Linked DNA regions of Homo sapiens: region 1 is linked to region 2. The links are chromatin loops, found by intact Hi-C in ENCODE. Cell type or tissue: endothelial cell of umbilical vein. All regions are shown on one strand. Each heading gives the region's core, and the rest is flanking DNA. Links, peaks and the distances in the headings are about the cores only.

Region 1 (2,926 bases), core at 229-2,728, 520 kb after region 2:
GCAAGTGGAATAATTTTTCTTTTAGCTTATTGCTTTGAATTTTCAAGTCACATTCTTGGTTTGTTAAAACCTCAACGTTTTCCCAAAATCCAAAATTCTCAAAAGATAGGGGAATAAAGCTTTGGAATCCAAGGAGTTACCAGACATCATGGCAGCTGTATAAGTTTAGTCTTTCTGGTACTTTACAGGGCTGTTTTGAAACATGTGAGTGCCTTTCACTTTGCGTTAAATTGGACAAGAATAAAACTAAACACACACAGAGCAAGGTTGACCCTGAGAAGGTAACCTATTTCAACTAAAACCACTTAGTGAAATGACAGCTAATAATCAAAGTCACTTTTTATCAATTCCTTAGTTAGAGGGCCTTGAAATACCATACAAGGGCATTTTAAATGACCACGATGTCTATTTTTGTGCCTGTGTATGGGGGTATGTGTATTAGGTTTTATGCATATACTATAAACGCTGCTTTCAAAAAGGAGCAAAAGAGGGAGTTGTATTCTGCTGGTCTGTCTGTCCTCCCTGCCTACCCCAATTCTGTTCGAGCCAGTGTCTGATTCACCCATCAAGAAGTATCTTATTCCATGTCCATTGCCTCCCACCCAAATCTCTTTAGCTAGGGGTTTAATTCATAGAGTATATGTTTAGAGGCTATCACAGAAATAGATGCAATGGTTATCAATGAGGGGAAGCACATTCGACTTGTATTTTGTGGTATATTTTCATCTGTATGTTAGTGGTCATTGGAGAGGATGCAAGGTACTCTGTTGAATACAGTTTTTACTAGATACTTCTCAGTCACTAAACACTTTAATCACACCTAAATGCTTTCTGAATGTACTTTTCTCAGATGTAGAATACAATTCCATGTGTAATCAAGAAATGGGAGGGCTAAACGACTTAAAGTCTTACCCAGTAATCATGGTTATAGAAATTGTTTGAATCAATCTAGTAATGGTACGTGTCTGCAGTGGAAGGAGTGAGGTCAGTCAACGATTTCTCCATAGTTACTATTTCAAACTGTATTTCAGGGCATGGGAAGGGAGATCAACTTGGGCCTTTTCTACAAAAACAGGCCTATAAACTGCTGCAACCAGCTAGTTACCAAGAAATGCACATACACAACCAAAGGAGGACTCGCTGCTTTAAAACAGCCCATTCAGAACTAGAGGAAAAACTCTGACGCTAGCTTGGGGAAGGCTAAATATTTCTTTTACTTTTTTTTTTTATTATTATTCTCTTGAAAGTGTAAATTTTTGCTCTCTTTTAAAGTCTGTGGGCTCCCTCTTGTGGCTTTGTGGAAAATTTCAATTTCAAGGAAACGCTTTTTCTCTCTAGCAATAAGGAAATCATTTCCAATTAAAAAAAAAAAAACTTTCATTGCTTTTCCTTGTAAAAGAAAAAGTGAGAAGAAGAGGTGGATACGAGAAGGAAGGAACAAAATTAACTTTAATGGAAAGTCCTATTTGGTGAAAAGGTCATTTTATATACAATCCTGTTTTACAATAATAGCCAACATTTCCTGAACACCCACTGTTTGCTACTAGTTGTACTAGATAATGCATTCACCACATTATTCATTGCCTCCATGCTCAAAATAAACTGACTGGCTAGTTAGAGTAGTCATTTTATGGGTGTGAGACTGTACTTTCCTGCCTCAAAGGGAACTGGTTGAGGAGATCCTGTACCTCTCTTTTAATACCTGTGAATGAAAAAGTAAACATCTCATATTTTCCTATTTTAAAAATGATTTTTTGTATCAAATAATTTTTCTTAAATAAATCCTAGAGTAGGATATAGGTTTTATCTGAAAAAACATGGGAATTGTTCAACAGTTAATTTCTGTTACTGTTTGTCTCTCTCTAGTTGCCTGTCTCGGGAAACTTGATTGATCTTTATGGAAACCAAGGTCTGCCCCCACCAGGCCTCACCATCAGCAACTCCTGTCCAGCCAACCTTCCCAACATAAAAAGGGAGCTCACAGGTAAACACCTAGTAAATGTGCCTCTTACTGCAGATTTCTGTCCATTTCCTGATAAGACAAAGTTATTGATATAGTGATGTGCAAACTATATCCAACTCATGGACGTAACTTTTATAGGTCTCTGCAGTGGTTAAAACATTATGCAATATTTTAAGACGGAGAATTTATACTTGAAAATTCTGTTTTTTTTCAAGGAGATCCTTGAAAATCTCCTGAGATACTGGGAATCGGGGCCACCATTACTGCATGTCACCAATCACTGTGTGTGTGGTGAAGGTCCCCTTTGTGTTGGGGATAGTAGGCAACTCTTTCAGCTGTAACTGTCTCCACCCTACCTGATATGTATGTTTCTAACAAGCCCCTAGAGGCATTTGCATTTGAGAACCCAGATCTGAATTTTCCTTTGACACACATTCAAGCCCACAATTGGGATAGCATAAGAATATATTTCTCACATCTTCAGATGCCTCCTGTTGTCTTTTGCTGTATTGTGTGCAAAAGATTTATTACACAGAGGGGAAAAAATTATAAAATGGAGCAATGGATATTATTTGTTCTTGAGGCAAGTGTGAAATTACTTATTTCTCTACTTTGCTTAATGCTTTAGGGAAGGCATTTATTTGGTCATTAAAACATGGCGGAAACTATATTAGAACTGGCATTCTACCATGGTGAATTTTATGGCCCTTACCACACCCCTCTTTTTATTATTTGATCCTTGCATCCTGCAGGATTGGATGAACAGACTGAGAATATGGAATATGGATTTGGTACAGAGAATTCCTGTTCCAGTCAAGGATGTCTTAAAAAAATTTTTTTTAGAAAATAAGCAGGAGAAAGATGTTTTTTAAAAACCATGGATTTGAGTGAAAAGAGTAATTAATAAGTAAAAACCATCCAAAACCAAAACACAAGTAGCTACCCTACCAAAAAGGAAAATTA
Region 2 (2,926 bases), core at 173-2,672:
AATGTTGTGACGAGGTTTATAGCAGCATAACTTATTTCCCCCTAGGTGTGATGTTTCAGTATTTGCTAATTTGGTGTTCATGATGCCTTTACTGAATATAACTACCTCAAATAATGAGAACTGACTGTATACTGACACTAAAAGGACAAGGTCTCACTCTGTCACCCAGGCTGGAGTGCAGTGGTGTGATCATGGCTCACTGCAGCATCGAACTCCTGGACTCAAGCGATCTTCCCGCTTTGGCCTCCCAAAGAGATAGGATTACAGGTGAAAGCCACAGCACAGCCAGGATTGTATTATTAAGGCACATGTGCCTTAGTCTGTCACTTCTGAGTGGTTTCTCTCTTAGCTTACTAATATAAGAAGCAAATCCACAGACAAAGAGGGATGGGAATAAGCAATTTTCATAAGAAACACAAACAGCCAATAAATATACAAAAATCCTTCACTGATAGTCGGAAATAAATATTAAACAAATGAGATATTTTTTCTCCTATTAGATTGGCAGAAACAGAATTACTTTTATAAGACAAAAGAATTGAGGTAAGATATATGTTGACTACCTTAAATCCCAATATGGGATTTAAATAAAAAAGCAACTTCTTTAAAAATTCAAAGATGAATTTAAAATTTGCTTAGGAAGGTAATTCTGAAGCTGATTTCAAGAGGCAAAGCTAAAATAATGAATGTAAGATTCTAAATAACAAGTTATATAGATGTAATATAGAAAAATCACAGGTGCTGTTGACCTTATCTTTAGCCTTTGGTAATTAGGACTTGAACTATAACAGCCTTTTATTTCTACCTACCCGCAACCCTCTGCTTTTATGTACTTTACCTCTGCTTACTTCTCTGCAGCCAGACAGTGACTTAGGCAAATAGGAAGGTAGGTGATGTGCTATTAGTGTTTTAAAAGGCTTTCATCTCTTCCATGGTTTTTCATGGTGTTATTATCTCTTATCAGTAGTTAATTTATATAGTATTTCCATGATGCCTTCTTAACAATATCCAGTGTATTAGCGTCACCTCCTTCTTACACAGTAAATTCATTTCAACACTGCATTGGCCAGAAAGGACATGCAGTAAATGTTAATCAATTCTATTGCCATAAGAAACGTGCATGGAGTTAAAGTTCACAAGAAACAGAAGCTAGAGAACTAACAGCAAAGTGGAACTTGCTGCTCATTAGTTCACGAACACACTCCCCAAAAGTGAAGAGAGACACTCTCACCTGAAACTAGTGCTAGAAGTAGTTATCCTGTTCACACAGCACACCCTACTGCCCATGGGGGAAAGTTCACTTCCAATGCACAACTGAGAAATTAAATATGGACCCTGCTGGCCAGCCTCCACCTAAATCTCATCTCTAATCGATCTGCAATTCAATAACATGCATGTCTTCTTTTGCCCCTACCTTTCGTGATGGCTTCAGCTGAAACATAAAAGGGCTTTAAAAGATTAATAGTTCCATCTTGATGCCAGGTGAAGTAAATTCCCAATTCATTCAATCCTCACTGTGATGTTTTGCACTTGGTACAAAGTAGATGCACAATAATGTTTTATAAAAGCACCACAATAAGATAGGTATTATTTTTATCTTTTTTTTCAGAAGACTTAAAAGGATTAATTAGTAACTCTCCAAAGATCCCAAAGCCCAAGTAAGTGGGGGAGCCAAGAGTTGAACCTCATCTAACTCCAGAGCGTATGCTTAATGACTACACTATATTACCCTCTTATTCTTTAATGCTAAAATAAGCTTTCAGCATTAAAAAGAAATGAACCGTCAGGTGATAATTAGTTTCAAAGTCTACCATAACAGGTTAGGCCTTTTAATAGCTTTAATACCACAGCTTTTGCTAAAGATTGATCAAGAACACAGGCCATTTCCTAAATACCTCACACAAAGGCAACTCTAAGCAAGTGCTAATTTTAAAACAGGGCATATGCCATGTTATCAATAGGAATCCAAAGTTAAACAACAGAATGGGCTAAGTGTGGAGCTTCTGGCATATGCTGGGATGTAACAGCCCTTCTCTTTAAATCAGGTGTTGCACCCATATAGTTTGCTAAGGATAAGGTATGAATAAGGAAATGCTGGGGCTGTAATGAATAGGTTTTCATTATTGTGGATTTGAAACAAACTTTTAAAAGCGTGTGTGTGTGTGTGTGTGTGCATGTGTGTGTGTTGGGTAAAGGATTACGGAGATTAACATTCAAAAGACAGTCAACAGAGAATAGTCCAGAAGTGGAAGGAATTTACGACTTAGCCTTAGAGTTTTCTCACGTTAATACCAACCTATTGGTAATGCCTGCCTGGAGCCCTGTTTCAGGAAGTATTGTGAGACCCGTTCTGAGTTCTACAAAGAAAGGGTGCTGTGTTGATTAATAATGTCTGTCCTGGCAGAGGAAAGGAGGGGAGCATATTAACTGCATAGTTGCTTTTCTTAGGACTAGAAGATTCACAGGAGTGCCATATTTGTTCATTACCACAGAGCTATCTCAGAGCTGCCAGCTAGGACTGAGAGGAAAGATCACACTGCAGACCCAGGATATTTAAATCAGAAAATAATTTTAACCGTGAAAACACAGGGTCTATGGGATTTATCCTCAGATGTAATAAGATAAGCCCACAGATGCGCTTAGGGGCTGAGATGACAGAAAGGCCACTTGGCTGAGAAACAGGAGGGAAAAAGAGCCAAGCAATATGGCTGAGAATTTGTTCTCCATACTGGTACAACAGAGCTTGGTAGATTTGCTATTTCTTTGGCTCAGCCTCATAGATTTTGGAAATGTGACTATTTATAGGGATTCTTATTTTTTTATTTCTTTCACTCATCCCTTAAAAGTTTTAAGCAAAGTCTACTTGAAAAATGTCAGCCTGTCTCAGGTGTGCTGAGAGAAAATTAAGTTTTGTCAGTGTTTAGTC

The links. A loop is a pair of places that touch in the nucleus more often than their neighbours do. Peaks named below come from ENCODE experiments on the same cell type or tissue, not always from the same donor. Only the 100,000 strongest peaks of a DNase experiment are listed, where the experiment ranks them.
Region 1: it touches region 2 in a loop (4-fold over the local background); 2 of 110 quality-filtered maps call a loop at or near these places.

What each region holds. Positions count from the first base shown.
Region 1 is chr3:69,947,185-69,950,110 of GRCh38, forward strand. It overlaps MITF (melanocyte inducing transcription factor), which reads left to right. Exons shown (of 10, transcript NM_001354604.2): 6 at 1,867-1,984. Among named protein-coding and RNA genes, the nearest start is that of SAMMSON, 51 kb to the right of the region's middle. In endothelial cell of umbilical vein, for the core only: a CTCF peak has its summit at 1,286 (motif pointing left); a DNase peak (open chromatin) is centred at 1,257.
Region 2 is chr3:69,424,170-69,427,095 of GRCh38, forward strand. It overlaps a transcript of FRMD4B not described here. Among named protein-coding and RNA genes, the nearest start is that of FRMD4B, 40 kb to the left of the region's middle. In endothelial cell of umbilical vein, for the core only: a CTCF peak has its summit at 1,288; a DNase peak (open chromatin) is centred at 1,252.